Linked DNA regions of Mus musculus: region 2 is linked to region 1. The links are chromatin loops, found by intact Hi-C in ENCODE. Cell type or tissue: gastrocnemius. All regions are shown on one strand. Each heading gives the region's core, and the rest is flanking DNA. Links, peaks and the distances in the headings are about the cores only.

Region 1 (6,548 bases), core at 716-5,715:
AACAATTGCCACAAGTCTGAGGCCCGCCTGGTGTGTACATAGTGAGTTCTAGGCCACTCAGGGCTATGGAAGACATTATCCTTTTTTTTTTTTTTTTAATTTTTTTAAAGTGTGTGTTATATGTAATAAGTCATTTATTTGTGGTTATATTCCCAGTAAGTTACTAGCAAGAATTTGAAAACAGGCCAGAATTATAAAGTACTAAACTGTGTAGTATTTTCCTTCCTAGAGTTCCTTTGATCTCCAAAGTGCAGTAGCTCTTGTCCTATCTGTGTACTTAAAGCTGCTTCCCCTATTCTAAGGAGAAAGGAAAACAGAAGTGCTATGGTAGAGTGCCCTAACTGACTTGGTTTTAAGCTATTATTGCTACTGGTCATTTAGCGTGCTACCCTTTGCTCCAAAGAACAGAGGTTTTACAGTGAAGAGCTGGCATGCATTGTAAGCTGTTATGTCATACAGTAGACCTATGTTGGTCAACTTAGAAGTAAATATTAGGGCTCCCCCACCCCCACCCCAAGAGATCCTGGAGTTAAATTCTACAGGATAATTTCTATACATGCTTTTCTCCTGAAAAATAATACCAATATAGTTCTTGTTAATGAGTAAAATGGTCCAAGTTTACTCATAAATCTTTTAGGGCTTTTCAATGAGATATTGAAATGTAGGCATAGTAGAGGTGTAGATTTTAACAAATATATCAATGGTTTTATTTATTAATTTATTATTTATTATTTATTTTACATTTTACTAGTTAGAGAAAAATGTGTAGTTTAAATGTCTCCCTTTGTTTTGTGTTCTGTACATTTGTTGTAGAAATCATGTGGTTTTGATTTGGTATTGACGTGTGTGTGTGTGTGTGTGTGTGGTTCATGTGGTTTGGGCTGGCCTCTAGCTTTCTGTGTAGTAGAGGATGGTCTTAAATGCCTGCTCCTTCACCCCATCATCCTGAGATCATGGGTGTGCATCACCACACCCGTTTATATGGTACTGGGCTTAAACCTAGTGCTACCCACTTGTTAGGCAAGCACAGTATGAACTCAGCTACAGGCCTAGTTTCTCATGTGTATTTTTAATTTGTATTTTTCGTTCATATGTGAAATTAAACAACTGTTAGTGGAGATAATCTTTTCTATGAACTTTGTTGATGTTAAATAGTTTCCCTTCAGAAGTCAACTGTTAGTGTTGGAGCTACAAAGAGTGAATAAATTTCCTGAGAGGAAACGATAATAAAATATTCAGGAAGTCGTTAGGAAGCAAGAACTTTTGTTCTTGTTCATTCAGATAAGCAGTTGAGACTTTTTAGTATATCAATATAGTTTGTACTAGTGGAAGGAATGAAAGATTTGGCAGCTTCTAGTACTGTTGGGGACCTTGAACTGTGTAGAATAATGGAATATAGAATGCATAAATGTTAACAATTTCTTGTAGCTGTTTGAATTATTTCCTACCTCAACCCCTTTTGAGTATCTTTATCAGAGAAAAATGTGAGAACTATCTGAAATCAATATGTGACTAACTCAGGAGGGACCCTGGTCTTGGGGAGACCTGCAGGAGTTGATTGCCTTTCACCTCTGGCGTGTGAAGCAAGCCAGTAGTATGACTGAGTTTTCTTCCCATGCCTTGCTTTCTGGTCACTTCTTGGTTGTTTGTCTTAGTCATTAATTTCCCACTTTGCTATAGAATCTTTGGTCACTGTGACTAGCCTGTGTTTTTCCTTTTTGAATGGAATTATTACACGTGTTTTTAACAAGCTGAGTTTAGTTTGCATTTTCTTCTGTTTATGTCAGAAGCAGCTTTACCCTTGAGTGATAAGCTCTGGATCCCGTCACGTGGATGAGCCTCTTCTAGAACCTGTGAGAGGTCCCAACATTGCATTTGGTAGTTAGATATTGCACCTGTAAATTGTGCTAAATTGAGGATTTGATTCCCCCTTCTGAATTATGTATGGGGTCAAACCTTTCAAAACCCAAACCAGTTTGGACGATGGTAGAGGTTTAGTGTCCATTTCTAAATGAAGCTGAGGAAAGTTTAGTGAAGAATACTGTGAAGGAAGCGCTAATGAGGAAGCCGAGCAGTTGACTATAGAGCAGCAGCTCTGATCTCTTGGCTGTGACTCCTTTGGGGGGGTTGAACAGTCCTTTCAGAGAGGTCTCCTAAGGCCATCAGAAACACAGATATTTGCATTACTATTCATAACAGTAGCAAAATTATAGTTATGAAGTGCCAGTGAAAATAATTTTATGGTTGGGGGTTGCCACAACATGAGGAACTGTATTAGGAGGGTTGAGAACCACTGCTATAGAGTGTGGAGTGGCCAGGGATGCTTTCTCTGGCATCAGGGCCAAGGTAGTGAGTACGTTAAGGTGCTGTCTTTGGATTTAAAGATACATTTTCAAGTAGTGGTTTCAGTAGCATTTTGAATTAAATAAGGAATCCCAAGATAGTATATTTTACTCAGAAATTTAGTAATATAATTTCAGAATCGTTTTATTGAAAAAATTGAGTCATTGTGTTAATTAACAGATCGCTTAAGAGTTAGGAGTTTTATCAGTGAGCCTTTCTCTGAACACAGAGTAAAGATATAAGTCTCGGTTTCTCTGTCACAGCGTGTTAGCTTGGAAGATGATTCTTCTCTCTACTTCATTTTCTCATCCTCTGGCTCTTTCTGTCCCTTCTTTTTCATCCCTTGTTCTCTTCACTTTTGGATTCAAAACTCTCTTGTACTTCTGAGGATTTTGAATGACCACTGAAGATAACCACATTTTAAAATTGTATTTGCTCTGTTCTCCTTAAACATGACTGGGTGTTCTGCATGTCTGGAGACTCTTATTTACAGTTAAAGGAGAGTGCAGTATTTTTAGAGCCAGTTCTATCCAGCCTGCGGTTGGCTAACCAGCTAAGTTTCAAATACGCTTACAATTACTTAGCTTTTCCTAAAATTCCTTTCTGATTGGCCTGATAACATTTCTAGAAAGTTGTATGTATCTGCCACCTGGTGGTGAAATGGTATAGCAAATGTTAACTTTTAGAACTGTAATACTATTTAAGCTCTACTTAAGCTCTCTGGATATGTAGCATTTTCTTACCCTCCTTTTTTTGGTTGAGAAGATATTACTTTAATACACTACTACAGGAACATTTTGACTAATTTGTTTTACGGTGACTTCTTAGATTATAGGTGACTTCTTAGATTATGAAATTTGTATATTCATCAGTTGCATAACTTCTGACTTCTTTGAAAGCATGTTTCTATTTAGTTTGGAGAGATGGGAGCTTTTAAGAGTATTGTTGATTGTAGTATTTCTAAAATGAATAGTCATCAACTCAAGAAAAAGTAAAGTTGATAGAACTAAAGCATTTTGTGGGGGGGCAATAATAACATATTTAAAAAACTTATCCTCACTGATCCTCAGGTTTATTAATACAGCTAAGCTGTGCTAGGATTAAAGACCGGAATAGTGACTAATAGAAACATTCTTGTTTTCTCAGTGTTTATAGTCTAATTAGAGAAACATTGTTACTACAGGGGTTACATATATATATATAAGAGAGAAGTCTCATCCAGGCTGTTAGCAGGGGAAGTTTCTCTAAGGAAATGGCATTTCAGCTTGGGTGTGACAGACATAGACTCAGTCTAATGTGGAAAGCAAGTTGGCAGTTGGGAGGAGTTAATAGGGAAGTTGGGGTTCTAGTGAGAGAGAGGGACTGTGGTATGAATTAAAACAATAAATTAATTCAGGACCATGCAGGGTGTATCACATGTGGATGTCAGAGAATCGACTGTCCTTCCACCAGGTGGGTCCTGGGGGTTGAACTCAGGTGAGCCATATCACCAGCCTCAGTCACTAGTCAAAGGAATCTTAGGTGTGCAGCACATACATAACATGAGTCATTTTGTTTGTTTTAACTTGTGGTACTTATCTTATCCTGTAAGTCATTAGATGTATGACCATAGAAAAGTTAGTAATTTTTATTTCGTGACCTATAAAAATGAGGAAAATAAAATTATAGGGTTATTAAGAGGATTAAGAGGTAATTTTCGTAATGTCTTTTTTATTATGTTCTTTTCCTTCTGCCCAACATGGTGTTTTAAGGATATGGCCATATTGCTACGAATACATCTAGTAAGTTTCCTCTAATTACTGCTCAGTGCTTCATAGTGTGAGCCTTCTTACCTAGGGTATGAATACCTAGGTTCGTTCTAACTCCCACTACCTCAAATACACTGGCAGTGGGAATTCTTCGTCATGGATCCTTTGCAAATCCTGGAATGGTATTTTTTTCCATTAATTAATTTATGTATTCACTCGACATCTCGATTGCAGCCTTCTCCCCCTCCTCCCAGTTTTCCCCTTACATAGCTTCCCCCCCCCCCCCCGGGGATTGGGGGTGGGAGGTCCTGCCTCTTTCCCACTCCCATACTAACCTACCCAGGCACTTCAAATCACTGCTGGACTAAATATATCTTCTCCCACTGAGGCAAGACAAGACAGCTCACATGTGGAGCAAGATCCACATGAAGGCAACAAAATCAGGGTAAGCCCCCGTTCTGGTTGTTGGGGGACCCACATGAAGACCAAACTGTATATCTGCTACATAGGGGGGGGCTAGGTACAGCTCTTGTATGCTTTTTGGTTGGTGGTTCAGTCTCTTGGGATCCCCCAAGTGTCCAAGTTAGTTGACTCTGTTGGTCTTCTCATAGGGTATAAATTTAATAAATTTTGCCAAATATGGCCTGGTTAAGAGTGTTTGTACTAGTTTGTTGGTATATCAGAGTTATCATCTCATGTCTTTGCGAAGAGCTGACAGGACTTAACTTCTTAATGCTGACATCTGACAATTGGTCTAAAGAGTTATTTCAGTGTTGGTTGAATTTGCATTTCTGATTGCTAATGAATCTTACAGTGATTGCACTTTTCTGTAATTCCATGTTGCTATCCTGTCTTCATTTTTGTGTCAAATTTCTAGTCTAATTAATTTGTAACTCTTCGTTCTTGTTGGTAGACATGGTAAATCATTTTTCTTTGTCATGTTTTTGTTTGTTTTTGTTTTTTACTTTACCTATAGTCTCCTTTGAACAAAAAGCTTTAACTTTCTTGTTTGAACCCATTGATTTTTCTCCTTTTAAAATTAATTTTAATTAGTAAAGCATTTGCACTTACTATGTATTTAACATGATTTCAAATACATATTCATTAGGGAATGTGTAAATTAAGCTAACATACTCATTACTTCACATATTTCTTTGTAGTTGATTCCCCACTCTGTTATTGTTTTGGGAATATTATACATAGTAATTAACTAGTCCTCTTACTGAGTAAAGGTTTACTTAGACTTAGGTTTTCTCTCAGGGAACTTTTGCAGCCTTTGACCAGTGGCACCCAACCCCCTTTAATTCTTGGTAACCACTTTTTTGTTTTTAGTTTTTTGGGTTTTTTTTTTTTTTTTGGTTTGATTTTTGTTTTTTTCTGATGCAACATGCAAGAGGTTTATTGATCCAGCACACTGGGGTCATCCTGCAATAGGGGCAGAGACGACCCCAAATCTTCTAAGCATACACTTTTTATAGTTTAAGGGTAGACCTTGGTAATAAGGTGAGTTGGTTTAAGCCCATGGTTGGCCCATGCTGACCTTTTCTTCCCCCCCTATAGAAATGGTAATTAGCCTCTCCCTTCCAGAGTGGCAAGTGTTTCTTGACCTTCCCTTTGCTTCCCCCTGCTTTTATCAACTTTACATTTTCACTCCATTTTTTTTCATTATTTTTTTAATTAGGTATTTTCTTCATTTACATTTCCAATGCTACCCCAAAAGTCCCCCAAACCCTCCCCCTCCCCTCTCCCGCAACTCCCACTTCTTGGCCCTGGTGTTCCCCTGTACTGAGGCATATAAAGTTTGCAAGACCAGTGGGCCTCTCTTTCCACTGATGGCCGACTTGGTCATCTTCACTCCATTGTTAAGTGAGATTATGCAGTATTTGTCTTTCTGCTCTTGTCTTATTTTACATAACATGTTTTGTCTCAAATACAAGGAGAAACAACTTCTCTTCCCCTGCCTCCTCCACTTCCTTGCTGACCTCAAACTCAGGATACTTCTGAGTCAGCCTTCAGTGTTGGGATTACAGGTCTGTTCCAACCATGCAGTGCTTTTTTTTTTTTTCTTTTTCTTTTTAAAGATTAAGTGCTTACCTAGTATGCAAAGGCTCTAGGATCAGGATTCTTCAACACACATTAACATTTATATCCCATCTGTGGTGTGTCTGAACACTGTTTTCTTACCAGTTCATCTGTTGATAGACACTTGAGGTGATTCTGTGTTGTCTATGGAGAAGGATTCCTTACAAGGACTCCAGTTGTGCTTTGGCACATTGATTTCATTTTCTTCTTTGCATACCTGGTGGGATTGCTGAGTTTGTTTTGTTTTTCATTTTGGGTTTTTGAGACAAGGTTTTGAACTCACTTTGTATACCAGTCTGGCCTTCTGAGTGCCGGAATCTGTGCCGTAAGATCTCCCCACGGTTTTCTGTAGCAACTTCACAATCCAGTATTTAT
Region 2 (6,548 bases), core at 990-5,989, 270 kb before region 1:
GAGACCTTGCATTTTCTTCTCTTCATACACACACCACACACACACACACACACACACACACACACACACACACACACGCCTTGAACTGTAATCAGAGCTTAGAGGCCTTGGGTTCCAGCTTCTTCGGTTAAATCTCAATGCCAAAGTCTCAACCTGGGGCAGCCTTCCTGAAATCCTCCCGGACCCTCCAGCTCTTTGTTTCCAGCCACACCGGAGGGTCCCTGGCCATTGAGTATAAATGAAGGGGTCACTTCTATCTCAGCCAATACATGGGAGGGACAGCAAGAAACATTGCTCTATGCCAAACATTCGGGGGAAATGAGAGAAAATGAGCCCAAAGCAGTAGGAGCTGGCAAGGTGCCCATGTCCCCAATGACTGGAGGAAAGCCAGCCGCGGTGGAAGACGGTGCCTCAAGTGTGTGTGTGTGTGTGTGTGTGTGTGTGTGTGTGTGTGCGCGCGCGCGCACACACATTCACACTCATGTGCACCCCATTTGGTCCATTCTCCAGGTTTGGAAACTACAGAGCAAGTGTATGTGCATGTAGAAACCAGAGGACGACTTCGAGAGTGCAGCCCGTCTCTTTGAGCTAGGGTCTCTCACAGGCCTGGAGCTCACCATTTAGGCTAGACAGACAGCTGAGCTTTAGGGATCCTCCTGTCTCTACCTCCCTAGGCTGAGATTTTAAGCGTGCCACCACGCCCAGCATTTTTGTGGTTTCTGGGATTCTAAATTCTTCTACCTATCTGTCTTAGTTAGGGTTTTATTGCTGTGGGGAGACACCATGACCAAAGCAATGCTTATAAAGGAAAACATTTAACTGGGGCTGGCTTACAGTTTCAGAGGTTTGGTCCATTATTGTCATGGTGAGAAGCATGGCAACGAGCAAGCAGAGATGATGCTGGAGAAGGAGCTGAGAGTTCATTTTATTTTAGTTTTATTATTTAATTTGTTTCCAGTGCAAGAGAGTGAATAGAGGGCTTTTCACTCACATTCTACCACTGAACTATACCTTCAACCTTACCTCAGTATTTTAAATGTTTAATAATATCCCATGCTTTGTCAGCTGCTTTTGGGCAATCAGGACCAAAGCCCTTGACACAAATAACTGAAAACAAGAGAGGCCTACTTTGGCTCCTAGTTTCAGAGGGTTCATTCAGTCCACGGTTGCTCAGCCCTATACATTTGGGCAGAATATGACATTGAGATTGTGCTGAGGATAGATTCTTGGCATGGACGGGAAGTGGGGTTGGCAGAGTATAACATTTAAAGCAAGCCATCCTCTAGTGACCACTTCCTCCAGCGAATTTGCAGAACCTCTGAAATGCTCACCACCATCCGGGGACCAAGCACTCAAACACAAGAGCCTGTGCCCTCCACATTTTATATGCATCTTCAAACTAAAACATAGAGGTCCGTGGAAGACTTAGCATCCTGCTTTACCTTCTGGGTGCTGGGATTACAGATGCATATCACCATGCCTAGCTTAATCAGCGTGTGTGTGTGTGTGTGTGTGTGTGTGTGTGTGTGTGTACATATTTTTTAGCAGTGGAGTTCCTGGGCTTAAGGGTAGCTCCATGTAACACTTTGACATATGCTGCTGAGCTACCTTTCCCGGGAGTTGGAATAATCTTTATTTTCTGACAGATGTCCTCTTTTACACTCCACCTGCATTGGGTCGTATTAAATCATTAAAGCCTTGCCAATCAGATAGTGAGAAAAGGTACCTGGTAATTTCAGCACGCTCTTCTACAATTATCTCGAGCAGCTGAAACGCTCTCTTTGGTGAGAAAGAAACTGCCTCGGTGAGAGCTCTCTGCAGAAGAGCTCTCGTGCTGTGGCTGGAGGACCCTGGGCTGCCAGAGATGCTCTGGGTTCTCAGATCCCAGAGGTAGGCTCTCTTGGTGTATGCATTTCCTTTGTTTCTCATCACCCACCGTGGGGCCATGTGCTGCCCCAGCTTGTCTGTGTCTTTGTGCTAGTATGTTCATGTGTTCATGTCTCTCTTCTGTAAGAAACTGGCCCACTCACGAGAGCGTAGACTATGCAGTGATCTCTCTGTATTGGAGGAAGGCCGATAACTGGACTTCCTGTAATCAAGAGCGCAGCTTAGGAGAAGATGGAGTAGAGTCCTGCTCATTCTTCACACGCACTCTGCACCTCCCAGGAATCGGCTCCCTTTTCTGCCTGCTCTATTTGTTCCTGGAGTGAAAGCAGCCACCCTGGCCCAACTCTGCTTTTCTTTCAGTTCAAATGGTCATTGCTGCCTAAGGTGTAGCTCAAATTCCCAAGAAATCAACCACTCAGTATGTCTGTATGGGAAGAGGAAACAGACACCAGAGGGCCCATTGTGAGGGGCTGATACAATGATCACAAGCATCCGCTCCGTCTCACATGCCATTCTTGGTAAAGTGTCTGGTTGGATGTTCAAATCATCGTCCAGTATATACAGAGAAAAAGCAGGGACTCTGGAGGGAGGCGGATCTGGGTTTTAGTTGCAGTTGGACCACTTGATGTGTATTAGGGCCTTGATTTCTCCTGGTCTGATGATTTCATCTGTAGTCAAACAGTATCCACCTCACGGACCAGTATGAGGGCCAAATGACCCAATATATGATGGACTTCCAACATGAGTGCTCAGCCAACATGTTCTATCTCTTACAAGTGGCATTTTGATGGTCACACTTTCCCAAGTCACAATTTCACAGAGCATTACAATTTCAGAAGCAGAGAGAATCCGTTCCCCAGCTGTGCCCATTCGATGGTGGCCCCAGGCCTGGGCAGGAATGTGGGAATGGCAAGGTCTGTCCCGACCTGCCCTCTTGTGACACTAAATTGCCGTATGCTGGTAAACTTCAGCCACACCCGTGTGAGCGGCCTCATTCAGCATGTTGGCTCATGCTTCAGACCTTTGCTTTGTCATAGATTGTCCTCTCTACAGTGTTCTCACTGAAAATACGTCCCTAGGGGTGCTGTGGAGACTCAGTCAGTGATGTACCTTCCGTGCAAACATGGGGGCCCAAGTTCAGAATCCTGGCACCCACGCAAAAAGCCAGGCACAATGGTGTGTACTCGTAATCCTAGCAATGAAGATCAGAGACAGGAGGATGCCTAGCAAAGTCTGTGAGCTCCAGGTTCAGCAAGAGACTCAGACGTGATGGTGAACTCAAACAGCTGGAAGGAAGCAGGCACCAAGGATGTTTAGATAAAGTTCAGATGTGAGCTAGTTTGCACACAGGATGTAGGTTCACTGGGGTGGGAAGTGCTTAAGGAGATAGGAGGAGAGTTGTGTGCTGGTAAGATTCTCCTCCCTTCTTTCAAAAATTATTCTTAGTAATTTAATATATGAACACAATTTATTTAGATCATATCCACCCCAGGTTTCCCGACGCCAACTCCTCTCAGACCTGCCTCCCATGTGCCCCTCCCTACTTCATGTCTTCCTCTCCTCCTCCTCAATGCTGGAGTGCTGGCTGACTTCATCTTGTGCAGTCTTGCATCAGCAACCATGGATGCTGTAAGTTCACGAGTGCAATGGCTGTCAGGTCCAGAAGACATTATAAACCGGCAATCATCCTTGACCTCTGACTCTTAACAATCTTTCCTCCTCTTCTTCCTTGACTGTCCCTGAGCCTTGGAGGGGAAGGGTGTGAGATTCGGTTTCTTGATTTAGGTCCTAGCCTACTGAATGTGCCTACCTCATAAGAATTCACCTATCAGCAAATCTTCATCTCTCATATGTATGCTATGATTCATTAACATTTCGGCAATACAAACTGGACTTCATATAATATTTTTTGTATGTCTCTATATATACATAATTATGTTAGTGTGAGCATGTGTGCATGCATGTGTGTGTGTGTGTAGGCTTGAGGCTATCTTTCTTGGTTGCTCTCTATTTGCTTGTGCCTGAGCACAGAGCTCATCATTTTAGCTAGGTTGGCAGGCCGATGACCTCTGGGTATCTGTCCAACTCTGCTGGGATTACAAACAGTTGCCACCACACCCAGTTTTTATTGCCTGGGTGCTGCACAGCAAGCTTTTTACTGACTGAGCCATCTCTGCAGCCCCATGGACTTCATATAATCGGAAGCACAGAAGACTTTCTCAAGCCAAGTTTGGAAACCCAGATCTAAAAGATAGATATTTTTGCCTTTAAGTATGCATTTTTAATACATTTTGTGGCAAGATGTTGTAAGCAAAGTCAAAAGACAAACAGATTTAGAAAATAGATTTGCAATGCAGATGATAGACAAAGGTTAATCACTACAATATGCAAAGAGCTCTTATAAATTGATAATAATAAAAAAAGACAAAAATCCAAAAGCGAGAACAGGCAATGAATAAGTTGTTCAGAAGGGGAAAAAAATCAAACTGTATGGAAAGATGCTCACATTCATTAGAATGCAGGGGAATGCAAATTAAAGTAATAAAAGATACTCATTTGCACCCTTCTGGCTGACAAAATTAAAAGAGCTCTACAGCGATTGCATGTTGTGGGGAAAACCCCCCTGCTCTCAATCATTGCTGGTGGAGATGTAAATTATTATAGCATTTTTGGAATTCAATCCGGAAAAATCCATCAATATTAAAAATACATATGCCTTTTGACCTAGCAATTCCACTCCTGGGAATCTAGGCCTGGAAAATGAAAGCAGCTAAGGGCCCGTGGGTGGGGGTGTCTATCCCAACACTGTTTGTTGATGTGTTCGTGGTGTGTGCCTGTGCCTCTGCATGTGCACACACAGTGGAAACAAAGCAAATGCCAGGAGCAGAGAAGCAGTAAGAAGAGCTGCTCTCCTTTAGAGCTCAAAGCAAGAGGCCCAAGGTTTCTTAGCACACAAAGTCCTTCTCCTGGGGCGGAAGTGGACAGTGGGTAGCAACCTGCCCTCCTTGATTTAGCCAAGACATTGACACCAGCGTAGGCATGGCGGGGAGATTTTCTAGTATGGAACCCCTCTCAATAACACTCAGGTCCTGTCACTTCAGGATCAAAGAAAGAAGAACAACAAAAGAAGGTTACAAAGGTGGCTCTTGGGAACATCTATTATCCCACCTAGTCTGGCTTTCCCAGGCCAAGCTAGGCAAGCATCTCCATGATGAGACATAGAATCAACAGCAAAGAATGATTTCTAAAACCCACACCCCTCTTCTGCTAGGAAGGTAGCCCCAACAGGACTCTTACGGGAAAAGACAACCTAGCATATGTGGAAATGTTTGAAACTATAACCAAGCCACTAAACTACATTAAAATGTTCTATTCTACACCAAAAAAAAAAAAACATATTCGTAGGACAAAAAGCAGATCTTGTCGAGGTTTGGTCTGCTGTTATGTATTGCAATACTAAATTCTAGCATGAAGGTATAGGCCTAGGAGTGACTTCTTTTGTTTACAAGCTTCTGTTGGGCAGTCCTTTCTTTCTTTCTTTCTTTCTTTCTTTCTTTCTTTCTTTCTTTCTTTCTTTCATTTATTTAATTAATTAATTTATTTATTTTTGGTGGTTTATCGAGACAGGGTTTCTCTGTATAGCCCTGGCTGTCCTGGAACTCACTTTATAGACCAGGCTGGCCTCAAACTCAGAAATCCGCCTGCCTCTGCCTCCCGAGTGCTGGGATTAAAGGCATGCACCACCACGCCTGGCTAGTCCTTGTTTCTTAGTGTAATACTATTGGTTAGATAAAACTGACTACAGCCAATTACTGGAGGGATTAGAGGTAGGTGGGTTTGGGGTGACCTGGTTGGAGGAGAGAGACAAGGGAGAAGAAAGGAGAGGAGAGGAGGAAGCCAGGGGGAGATGGACGATGAGCACACAGTCAGGAGAAACAGCAAGTACCTGGGGTACAGCACTGGGGAGGCAGCCAGGCCTGCAGTTAGAAGACTAGATTAGGGATTTACCCCTAGTAATTGTCAAAGCCAAATAAAATATAGTCTGAGCCTCATTTATTTGTAAGCTAGTCAGGGATAAACTTCAATTGCTTGTACTACAAGATCCTTTATTTCTTTTTTATTTCCATGGCTCTAGGGATTGAGCCAGGTCCTTATGCGTGCTAAGCATACACTCTTCCACTGAGTTGACTGTTCCACATAGCCCAAGACTGGGCTGAGGATGGTGCTGGCCTGCAGTCTTCTTACCTTAGTCTCCTAAGTGCTCGGATTATAGGCACATGCCACCATGAGACATGTGTAGTTATGGTTGGAATATAGTTCTCTGATAGAGTGCTTACCCAGAATACCCTTGGCTCAATTAACACCACCACCACCACCACCACCACCACCATCACCATACACACACACACACACACACACACACACACACACACACTTTGTAACATATTTTCATGGAATTTAACTTTGTTGCTTTCCTTATTGCAAAATTACTAATTATGTTGTTACAATCAAGATTTTTGCACAACTTATATTCTCTTGGCAGTGATATGAAATTGGTCCATCCTTTTTGAGTCACTGTAATTTTAAGATAATTTTAAAAATTATTTTTGATCTAGAGAATGCTTTAGTAATACGAGGAATTGCCATCAAAATTGTAAAAC

The links. Peaks named below come from ENCODE experiments on the same cell type or tissue, not always from the same donor. Only the 100,000 strongest peaks of a DNase experiment are listed, where the experiment ranks them.
Region 2: it touches region 1 in a loop (5-fold over the local background); 29 of 42 quality-filtered maps call a loop at or near these places.

What each region holds. Positions count from the first base shown.
Region 1 is chr9:59,009,974-59,016,521 of GRCm38, reverse strand. The region is part of intron 1 of Neo1 (neogenin); the gene reads left to right. Among named protein-coding and RNA genes, the nearest start is that of Neo1, 23 kb to the left of the region's middle. In gastrocnemius, for the core only: a CTCF peak has its summit at 3,000 (motif pointing left); no DNase peak of the experiment used is centred there; H3K27ac peaks cover 427 bases.
Region 2 is chr9:59,275,827-59,282,374 of GRCm38, reverse strand. No RefSeq gene overlaps it. Among named protein-coding and RNA genes, the nearest start is that of Adpgk, 12 kb to the left of the region's middle. In gastrocnemius, for the core only: no CTCF peak of the experiment used is centred there; no DNase peak of the experiment used is centred there; H3K27ac peaks cover 635 bases.